2 separate regions of the Homo sapiens genome follow, and region 2 is linked to region 1. A link is a loop called in an ENCODE intact Hi-C map of the cell type or tissue named here. Cell type or tissue: heart left ventricle. All regions are shown on one strand. Links, peaks and the distances in the headings refer to the core of each region. The heading gives the core; the rest is flanking DNA.

Region 1 (5,381 bases), core at 130-5,129:
AGTTGAAGAAACTAGGATGTGGGAAAGGAAGATGATTCCCTTATGTGACCCAGCAAGGAAATGGCAAAGCAGACAGGTGTCCTGATGGCCCTTCCTGTCCTGCCGGTATAAAATGCGAGTCACTTGTAAAAATGTACCCACATTTCAAACACAGGACTAGATGCACAAGAATGTTGGCCTTGGTGACCTGGAGTCTCCCTGCTGATGGACAGCTTGGCCACAGCTGAATGCCTGAAGGTAAATGAATGATTCATGCCTTTCAGCATCTTACGCTCTGACCCACACCTTTTACTTCTATTAAACTTCAAGGCATAAAAAAGGCTCAAGAATAAAGCACTTTCAAGCCTCTGCTCAAGCGCTGTCCTTCACGGCAATTGTGTTTCTGAAATCAGAATAGCACTCCTCAATTGCTGGGCCTTCCGCTGAACTTTAAAGACAAAGACAATGAAAAGTGGATTGCTAATTGCTCTTGTCTTCATTGCTGCTCAACTAGAAATTAAAAGCCTTAACACTGTGGAGCCAAAGATTATAGATTGTGTACAAAGTGGCACACTTGGAGTTTTCTTCTTTTCAAGAGCAGTTAATTTTCTCCTAGGAACTCTCACGGCTCACTGTTCTCTCCAGCATGGAGTAACTGAAAGCAATTGCACATTTTAAGCTTTGTAAGTGGTATTTATTTGTAATTTTGCTTAAGAGATGAATCAGTTAAGACTTATACAAAACATCAATATGTCTAAACACAGGGTGTCCAGGGCAATTGCTGTGAATTGGACTAGTGGTTTAGTTCCAAATTTGCTAGTTTATTTACTTATTTCAGTTCTGAATAAATAGGGTAAGCTAAGTTCATAACGCTGCTGAGACATTTTTCCCCAGGATGATGGATAAGAAAGCAGATAGAGATACACTATCAATGTCTTAATCAGACATTAAACAGATGAAATATGTTAACCCTCTGGCTTCCTAACCAAAAATACTGGGATTTTTTTCCCCCAACCAATTGAAATGATGGGACAACTAATTCTGTCACTTGGGAAGGACATATTAAGAAAAAGGCTCACAATGGAGATAGATGGATGAACAGCAGTAAAGCTGAGGCTGCCACACTTGAGTCTGAAGTCAGTGGTGTAGAAGTTAAATAACTTCAGTTTGATCCTCATAGTTACCTTCGAGGTTGGAATAATATGCCCACTTTTCAGGTGAGAAAATTAAGGCACAGAAAGGCTGCCTCCATGACTCCCTCAGCTAAGGGGATGAAGAGAGGAGGGGGCCAGGGAAATCTCCAAAGAGCAGTGAGGCTTTTCACTGTTACCATGACTTGGTAAAACATCTGTCACCCTTCACAGAAAATCAGTTGTTTGAAGGCAGGTGTTGTCCATGATTCCTGTTTAAACATTTGGGGCCAGCCAGGTGCCGGAAGCACAGCAGGTTTGGGTCCACAGTCAGGGATGGCACTGGAGCTGCCTGCCTTTCCCCACCCCTGCCCTTGTCTCGGGCCTGTATCTGGCAGGAAGTGTTGACGGCTCTGCAGGTCCATGTGTCCAGTACGTTATACTCCGAGGCCCTGGGGGGTGCTGCTCTCCTCCATGTTGCACTCATTCAGTTAGTCCAGTTGGCCAGAGCAGGCCCCGTGGCCTTAACACTCCTCACCAGCCCTCTCCCTCTCCCTCCTCCTGGGCACACAGGCTAACGCACGCTTCCGTGTGCTGTACATTGAGGCCTATAGCAAGATGATCATCAAATCCCAAATACTTGATTTGGGCTTAGAAAGAGAGAAGGGCCCTTTCACATTGCCCTTGCCCACCTGGTCTTCCCTAGATTCCCAGAGAACTCATCAGCGGTGTTTGGGCCACAATCCCAGCTAACAATCATAACTAAAGGGTACTTTGGTTCTCCGTTTACTACTGTCCCTCGTGTGTTTCAACCCCTCAGAAGCAGAGTTTTGTCCATGAGGCAATCTGGTAACATCATAGCTCTACTGCAAACCACTGCCACTGGCTTCTACGCGATGATTTGTTAAAGAAAACAGAAGTGGCATCTCTGGCATTCATGTGCACAGCTTTAAAAAGCTCCAGTGGCCACACTGCCAAAGCTGAAGGCTCCAGGTGGGGCAGGCCTTTCGCAAGAGCTGATTGTGCTGTTTGCTGGGTGAGAGAAAACAGAGTGGGGTGTCACAGGCCCCGGGCCTGGCAGTGGGGCTCTGCAGGGAAGAACCAGTGAAGAGAAGGGTTGCAGAGATTGGCTATCTTCCCAATCTCTCATTCCTACAGCACCACAGTGATTTTAATTAAATACCCACCCTGACTCAGCAGCAGCTGACAAGGCTATTCGCAGAGCCAGGAGCCTGATAAATAGAGTGTTACTGGAGGTAGTCAAACTTCAAGGCCGCTGCTGGAGCCCGCCAGCCCTACTCTTCTTGCCTGCCAGCACGCAGTGCCAATGACAGCCCCGTCTTCCTCTCCTTCAGTGGGACTCCCCAGGGGCTGCTTGGAGGCAGGCAAGCTGCGCCTTCTCAAAACCTTGTGGAAGAGACATTTTCTAGACTCCATTGGTCTTGGCTGCAAGACCAAGTTTCCTTTAGTGAACCCTTAATGGGAAAGCTGCTTAATTACCCTGTAAAGGTTGCTTCTGGTTTTTGCATAGCTGTGGCTGGAAGCTGAATTCTGAGAGCTCTCTGCAGCCTCTGGAGGAAGACAGAAGAGAACAACTCTCAAAGAGAGGAATCCTGGGTTCACACACCGCAGTGCAGAGCCGTGGAAAGCCTTAGGCTTTGTGCCAGACCCACGTGGGTTCTGACAGGGACTTTTCTGTCCCTTACCAGGGTTCCTAGGCTACTTACTCAACTTCTCCACCCTCAGTCTTCTAATACGCAAAATAGGATTAATAATAATATCTGTTTTATAGGATGTTAGGAGTACTCACTGAGACATAAATGGCACAATCTAACCCTTCAATAAGTGGTGACTATCATTTCAATGCATATTATCCAGGTAGATGATGAATAAAACCAGAGCCTATGGCAGAGCTGCCAAGACAAAGCAGATATTTATAAGCACTTGCAATATTTCAGACATCGAGCTACATGGTTTGCACATCATTCTAGGCAACAGGGGAAAATAGTTTTTCTGTTCCCTCTCTCCAAGGAGAGGATTCAAGGTCTCAGTGAGGCTGCCTCAGGCTCTTCTGCTTCAACATGTAATGCAACTGTCTCGTAGTGTTTGCCGGATTCAACTATTATTCAACACATTTCTACCCCTTTCCTTCTCTACCTTTAGATGAGGAAATTATCTCCTTGCCCCTTAATGTTGAGCTTGGCCCTGTTGTTTTTTTGCCAATAGCATGTGAGCAGAAGTGACAGTGTCTGAGTCCTGAGTTTAGGCCTGAAGGCGCATGGTGAGTTTCTGATCACCATTCTGGAAGTTTCCGACATCTGCCGGAGTCACTGCCTCTCTAACCTGGGCCCCTAAATGGGACACATGGGGAAGATTCGCAGCCTGAAATAGATCTGCTATAACCAGCCTGCAAACCTGTGAGCAAAAATAAATGCCTAGTGCTATATGCCAAATGATTTTTGTAGCTATTTGTTATGCAGCAATAGCTGACTAATTCAGTCTCCTGGGGAACTGAGCAGAAAACAAGACAAAGATATGTCTATTCTGGGGTCTCTAATATATCTGGGGATTCTGCTGTTCCCCTGAACCCAAAATTCTACCAAGAAGAAAAATAACCACTATCTTTTTAGGAATAACTGACTCCCTTCTCTTTTTGCCCACATTAGGCTTAACAAAAGAGAAAATGGTTTAGCAACTATTCTTCTCCAGCTTTCCCATCTTACACCTGAACTTCTACATTTTATGATCTTTGACTCAACTTGGACAATTTCCCAATGAGGCAAAGGTGGCCATTACTAGCAGCCACAGAGAGAAGGGATTAGTACTTCAAACTATTACATAGCTGTGGAAAGGTTCAATGAATTGGGAAGGATAGAATAAGCGCTAAATAAATCCATGATTTCTTTTATTTATTTATTTATGAATGCAACAAATACTTATTGAGAACCTACTCTCAGGGTTACTGATAAAATACAGGATACCAAATTAAGTTTGAATTTCAGATGAACAGCAAATTTTTTAGTATAAATATGTCCCAAAATATTGCATGGGATATACCTTTACTAAAAATTATTTATTGTTTGTCTGAAATTCAAATATAACTGGGTGTCCTGTATTTTTTTTTTTTTTTTTTTTTTTGAGATGGAGTCTCGCCCTTTCGCCCAGGCTGGACTGCAGTGGTGCTATCTTGGCTCACTGCAAGCTCCGCCTCCTGGGTTCACGCCATTCTCCTGCCTCAGCCTCCCAAGTAGCTGGGACTACAGGTACCCGCCACCACTCCCGGCTAATTTTTTTTGTATTTTTAGTAGAGACGGGGTTTCACCATGTTAGCCAAGATGGTCTCGATCTCCTGACCTCGTGATCCGCCCACCTCGGCCTCCCAAAGTGCTGGAGGGTGTCCTGTATTTTTATTTGTGAAGTGTAACATCTCTACTACTACAATCCAGGTACTGTATTAGATACCGAAGACAGAGTAGTTAAGAATGGTGGGAAAGGTCTCAGCCCTCAAAATGCTTGAAATATCTTAGATAAGATATGCAATGCATACAAGATTTATGTATGTATAGGCAATATATAAAACATGAACGTAGACATGGATACAAATTACATTAAATCCTTTAATATGGGAAGCTGGGTGCTATGGGCTGCATAGGAGGAGAAGGTATTAGCACATGGACTGCCCCGCCTCAGCCCACACCTGTGTCTTCACAGATTGCTCCATATTCCGAGTGACGAAGGAGGAAAAAAATTCAAACCTGTTTTTTGGATGGCTCTACATGACGTTTTGGCAATTGCCAAAATTAGCTGATGCAATGTTAGCGCTTACTCAGGGTGGCCTTGAAAGAAAATATATGTATTAGTCTGTTTTCATACTCCTATAAAGACCTGCTCAACACTGGGTGATTTCTAAAGGAAAGAGGTTTAATTGACTCACAGTTCAGCATGGCTGGGGAGGCCTCGGGAAACTTAAAATCATGGCTGAGGGTGAAGACGAAGCAAGTACCTCCTTCACAAGGTGGTAGGAAGGAGAACAGCCAGCAAGGGAAATGCCAGATGCTTATAAAACCATCGGATCTCTTAAAAACTCACTATCATGAGAACAGCATGGGGGACACCACCCCCATGATATAATTACCTTCACCTGGTCTCTCCCTTGACACCTGGGGATTGTGAGGATTATAGGGATTACAACTCAAGATGAGATTTGGGTGGAAACACAAAGCCTAACCGTATCAACATAGAAGGCAAATTGGCTCAGCAAATAAATATAGC
Region 2 (5,381 bases), core at 189-5,188, 220 kb before region 1:
CTCAAACGACTGCCCTCAGGTGATCCGCCTGCCTTGGCCTCCCAAAGTGCTGGGACTACAGGCACGAGCCATCGTGGCCTGGCCCTGTAATTCCATTTTTTAATGAGCAAAATATGTACATCAAAAAGAATCAAGATACACAAAAGTTTTTCTCTCATCCTTGTTCTCTACTCATTCATTAACCTGTCTCAATGCCATCAGTGTTTTCAACTTATTGGGTATTCTTCCAGAGAGAGCTTATATATTCATAGGAATTGTGCAGTCCTCTCTTAAAACCACTGGTTCCATATTTGCACATTTCACAAGCAAGTGACTATGCCAATGTCTTTACCAAGGGAAGAAAAAGTGTTGGATCTTCATTCAACTATTATGTGCCAGCTGCCTCTATACATCCTATCCCATTTAACCTTCATAATGCCTTGCTGAAGTTGATACCTGCATGTTCAGCATGGTAATCTGAGGTTCAGAATATGTCTCAGTCCATTTATATTGCTGTAAAAAAATATCTTAGACCGAGTAACTTATAAAGAGTAGAAACCTATTTTTCACAGTTCAGGAGGCTAGAAGTCCAAGATCAAGGCACTAGCAGATTTGGTGTCTGGTGAAGGCTGGCTCTCTGCTTCACAGATTTTACCTCTTGCTGTGTCCTCACATGGTGTAAGGATGGAAGGCGCAAACTCACTCCCTCAAGCCCTTTTATAAGGACACTAATCCCATGTATGAGGGTGGAACCCTTACAGTGCAATCACTTTCCAAAGGCCCTATATCTTAATACCACCACCTTGAGGTTTAAGTTCTACCGTGAGTTTTGGAGGGACACAAACATTCAAACCATAGCAGGGTAGTTAGATGACACATATTAGGCCAAAGAGCTAATCAAGATTTGAAAGTGGAATTTAAATCTGTGTGCTTTGGTTTGCCTGCCTCTGAAATATCTTTTTTTTTTTTTTTTTTTTAAAGAAAATGATGTTTATTTGGAAATAGAGCATTGCAATGGAAATACACACGCCATAGTAAACTATGTGTGTATTCGGAGAGATAAAAGAAGACACAGGTGTTTTTGTTTGTTTGTTTGTTTTTTGAGATGGAGTCTGTCTTTGCACTGTCACCCGGGCTGGTGTGCAATGGTGCAGTCTCGGCTCAATGCTACCTCCACCTCCCAGGTTCAAGTGATTCTCCTGCCTCAGCCTCCCAAGTAGCCAGGATTACAGGCACCCACCACCACACCTGGCTATTTTTTTTTTTTTAATTTTTAGTAGAGATGGGGTTTCACTATGTTGGCCAGGATGGTCTTGAATTCCTGACCTCATTATCGGCCCACCTTGGCCTCCCAAAGTGCTGGGATTACAAGAAGACACAGGTTTTTTAAAGGAAAAAATGAGGACGATTACGTAGTTGTTTTAAAAGAAATAGCCTTGGCTACATAGATCAGTGGCAAGGGTTATGGCAATCTGAAGTTGGACAGGCGGTTGCTGGGCAGATAAAGCATCTATTTGTTGAGATCCTCTATTCGTGTGTATCTGAGCCCTTGAAGCATCAGGTTTCTGCTGGACGATTGGCTCTCTCTGCCACAGTGGACTACACAGGTCTTCCTCCTCTGCTACTCTGTCTTCTAGCTGATTCTTTAACAAAGTATGCTCAAGGTTGTGAAAGCTTGGCCTCTTTCCTTGTGGCACTTAGAGCCATGATTTGAAGTGAGTTGATGGTCAATAAATGTCCATTAATTAAATTACTTGGCACTCCCTCTGACCTCAGCCTAGAGCCCTTGCTATTGCTTCCTCTGCTCCTAAAACTCCTGCAGCTTTGCTCAATTGTTTTTCTTTTAGGATTTCTCCTTTTACCATACTTATCTCTCTAGAGACTTGTTTCTCGATGTGTGGACCTTGGACCAACAGCATCAACATCACCTAGGAGCTTATTAGAAATCCCAGCACTTTGAGAGGCCAAGGTGGGTGGATCATGAGGTCAGGAGATCGAGACCATCCTGGCTAACACAGTGAAACCCCGTCTCTACTAAAAATACAAAAAATTAGCCGGGCATTGTGGCGGGCGCCTGTAGTCCCACCTACTCAGGAGGCTGAGGCAGGAGAATGGCATGAACCCGGGAGGTGGAGCTTGCAGTGAGCCGAGATCGCTCCACTGCACTCCAGCCTGGGTGACAGAACGAGACTCCTTCTCAAAAAAAAAAAAAAAAAAAAGAAATACAGATTCTCAGACCCCACCCTAGACCTACCAGATGAGAATCTATTTTCACAACATCATCTGGTGGTTACTATGCATATTAATGTTTGAGAAACACTATTCTAGATATGCCTACAGGTGAAGTCGAGTCAGCTGCCTGAGGTCACATTTGAAATGGTTTTATAAGTACTTACAAAATACACAGAATTTCTCCTATGCTCCTGAAAAGCCTAGAAAACTTACTATATGTTCATTAAGAAAAAATTTGCTGACCTCTGCTGTAGAATCTATGCCTTACTGTACTTGAATTTGGGATGGATATTTAATCTTGCTTTTACCCATGTACCATGGGCACGGAGTTGAGTGCTGATTCTGCCATGCTTCTTCTTCTGTGCACTTACCGTGTTTTGTACATTCACATTCATGACTTCACACTATGATTTACATTTTGTTTGTATGTTTGCAGGTATGGTTCTCTACTAGGCAGAAAGCTTCTTGAAGACAGATGAGGCCAGGCTCCCTAGAAGCAGAGCCTGGAATGAGGATTCTTGTTGAGTGAGTCATTGAAGGAGTGCTCTCAGGGAGAACCTGGAAGGGAAGGAGGAAAGCGGGACAGGCTAGAGGAAGAAGCTAAGCAAAGATGTTGTGGCTGCACTGGAGTCTAACTTCACTGTGATTTCTTGGGGTGCTCTGAAATGTAAATAACACTGTAGACTTGCCCCACCTTAAGGCAAGGGGCTGAGCTTTTTGTGCCACATATGTCATTGGCCTGGGCTGGCTGTGGAGGAAGGCATGACCTCACAGGCTTTTCTGGATGAGGCTGCTTCCCTTCGCTGAAGCCACCTGTGAGCCTTTGGCAGCCACTATTCAAGCAGCTGGGGTGGGGAAGAGTCAGTTCCGTTGTGGCTTTTTATTTTAATCTCTGTATCCTTGGTTTCTGGCACTCAGTAAGCATGCAGTAAATCTTTGCTACGTGAGTGAGTCTCTTCCTAATATAATACTTAGTCACCTGTTAATTAAAATAGACAGTACCCATTATCTTTGTTTATGTTCATGCAATTAATAAAGCAAATATTCTTCTGACTAGTTAGTTTAACAAGACTAAATGAGATCATCCAGATGAAGGTACCTAGCAAACTACCTGACATATAATAGGCAACAATAAATGTTAATTTCCCCTTAAGCTTAAATAGGCTATATATATTTTGTTAGGAAGAGTGTTTCCTGTTTATGGCTTGTAACACATTTTAATGAATCAAGAGAGATTTCTGCTATTACCTGTATAATCTCTACTTGAGGTAGAGATCTCTGCTTGAGGTAGAGACCTCAGCTGTGAAGAGGTATAATGATGGTATAATCTGAGCTGTTGTACAAACAGTGATATTAGAAAGTGAAGGAAGTATCAGAGAAAATATGATTAGCTGTTAAAATCATCTACACAAAAATAATGATTGCTGCCAGGTATTTAGTGCTTATTACAGGATAGGCACTGTCCTAGGAGCTTTATGTACTTTATTACCAGGCCCCCAAACTACCCTATAAAGTGGATGCTATAAGAGGTTGGTACACAATAGGTAGACAAAGTATGTAATTAAGATAATAGCAAAACAAGGGCACCAATATGTATATTTTTTTGATATTTAAAAATTAGCATTAAAATAGTAGTTCTGTTAAAAATCAGAATTTTATGGATTTTTTACATTTATTATTATTTTTTAAAACTTGAATTACATAGGGGATTACTACCACCTTTCTAGTGCAGAGGATTTCTGTAAGTCTTAATTTCATTTCCTCTTATCCCTGTGTATTAATTAACCCAGTTTCAGAACTGAGGAAACTGCAACTCAGAAAGGTCAGATAGCCACTGGCTCCATGAAGAGTCAGGAAGCTGGTGACAAAGAAATCGGAGGGCTGGAGGGTAAAAGCAGGCGAAGGTGATACTCAGAGGAGAAGGACACTGGAGAAGTCAGTCCTGAACCCACCAATGAGGTACCGCTGCAGCTATGTCTGGAATTGGCTCAGGCTGCCAATTCCAGAAATCCGGAATGAGCCAGATGAAACCGCTTTAGCAATCTCCAGCAACTACCCTTCTGTCAGAGTCAGAAGCAGAAATCTCTTTTTCCAGTCTTCTTATCTCTTGCCAGTGCCTCCTGTTGATAGAATCGACCGGGAAGTAAGCAGGCGGGAGAGTCTCAGAAATGGAGTTTGCACATACCCAGCCTCGTAGAGGAGAATAGAGAAGCTGGGTATGGGTTAGAGAGATGATATGTAAATAACCAGAACACCTATACAGCTGGAATGTGGTTTGGCCAGGCTATTTCTTTGTAGAACTAATATATTTTATGACAAAACTGTACTATTGAGCTAATCTATGTACTTTACTTGAAAATTCATGTTTGAGTTAATTTACTTTACTTGAAAATTCATGTTTCTTAGGATTGAAAACTGGTTCATTTGTCCTCTGATTTTGGCTTTTTATTCAGCTTTGAATATGATCTTTCAAAACAGAGAAGAAATTTTCTCATATAGGTGACTTTATTAATATTGGCATTGGTGCTCATGGGTTGAAATCTCAGCATTTTGGAACCCTGCTGGGATGTTCTGCTGCTACTCATTATGACATTTTCTCATCCCCCAGAGATAGCCTGTTTGAAACTGAAATAGCAATTTGTATTCCTACTTGCAATATCCCAGTTATTTGGTAGCAATTCTTAAAGTGTGTCTAGAGCCAACTGGCACTGAATTTTTCCATTACTGATACCCTTTTACTCATGATAATTTATGGAACACCACTAAATTAGGTAGTGGGAATACTAGAATAGATAAGATAAAATTCCTGTTAATGGGAAGCTCATACCATAATATTTTACCCACGCTGAGATAGTTTTAGTTCCCTAGCAAACACTTTTCTCATAGAGAAAAATGTAAACTTAGGTTACACAGTTTCTTTTCTTTTTAAAGATACCTATTCTCCATTTTAATCTAAGGAATTCAATACAGAGGAGGGACATTAAAGATGGTAAATTTTGTATCCTAGTATATTCCTGCGATGCTCACTAGTTTAGCTGGATAGTCTTGTTTTATAACATTGGTCCTCTATCTCTTGCTGGAGTAATAATGGCTGAGAAGTAACTGTTGTCTCATAAAGAAGGACATACAGGAATACTGTGACCTGGCCTCATTTTGTTTTTGCTGGCACA

Evidence for each region. Peaks named below come from ENCODE experiments on the same cell type or tissue, not always from the same donor. Only the 100,000 strongest peaks of a DNase experiment are listed, where the experiment ranks them.
Region 2: it touches region 1 in a loop (3-fold over the local background); 1 of 110 quality-filtered maps calls a loop at or near these places.

What each region holds. Positions count from the first base shown.
Region 1 is chr15:91,625,467-91,630,847 of GRCh38, forward strand. No RefSeq gene overlaps it. Among named protein-coding and RNA genes, the nearest start is that of CRAT37, 160 kb to the left of the region's middle. RefSeq lists an enhancer at 1,854-2,354. In heart left ventricle, for the core only: no CTCF peak of the experiment used is centred there; DNase peaks (open chromatin) are centred at 2,135 and 2,405; H3K27ac peaks cover 1,916 bases.
Region 2 is chr15:91,404,672-91,410,052 of GRCh38, forward strand. It overlaps LOC107984778 (a long non-coding RNA gene), which reads right to left. Exons shown (of 5, transcript XR_007064763.1): 4 at 4,164-4,331. Among named protein-coding and RNA genes, the nearest start is that of CRAT37, 56 kb to the right of the region's middle. In heart left ventricle, for the core only: no CTCF peak of the experiment used is centred there; no DNase peak of the experiment used is centred there; H3K4me3 peaks cover 913 bases; H3K27ac peaks cover 2,765 bases.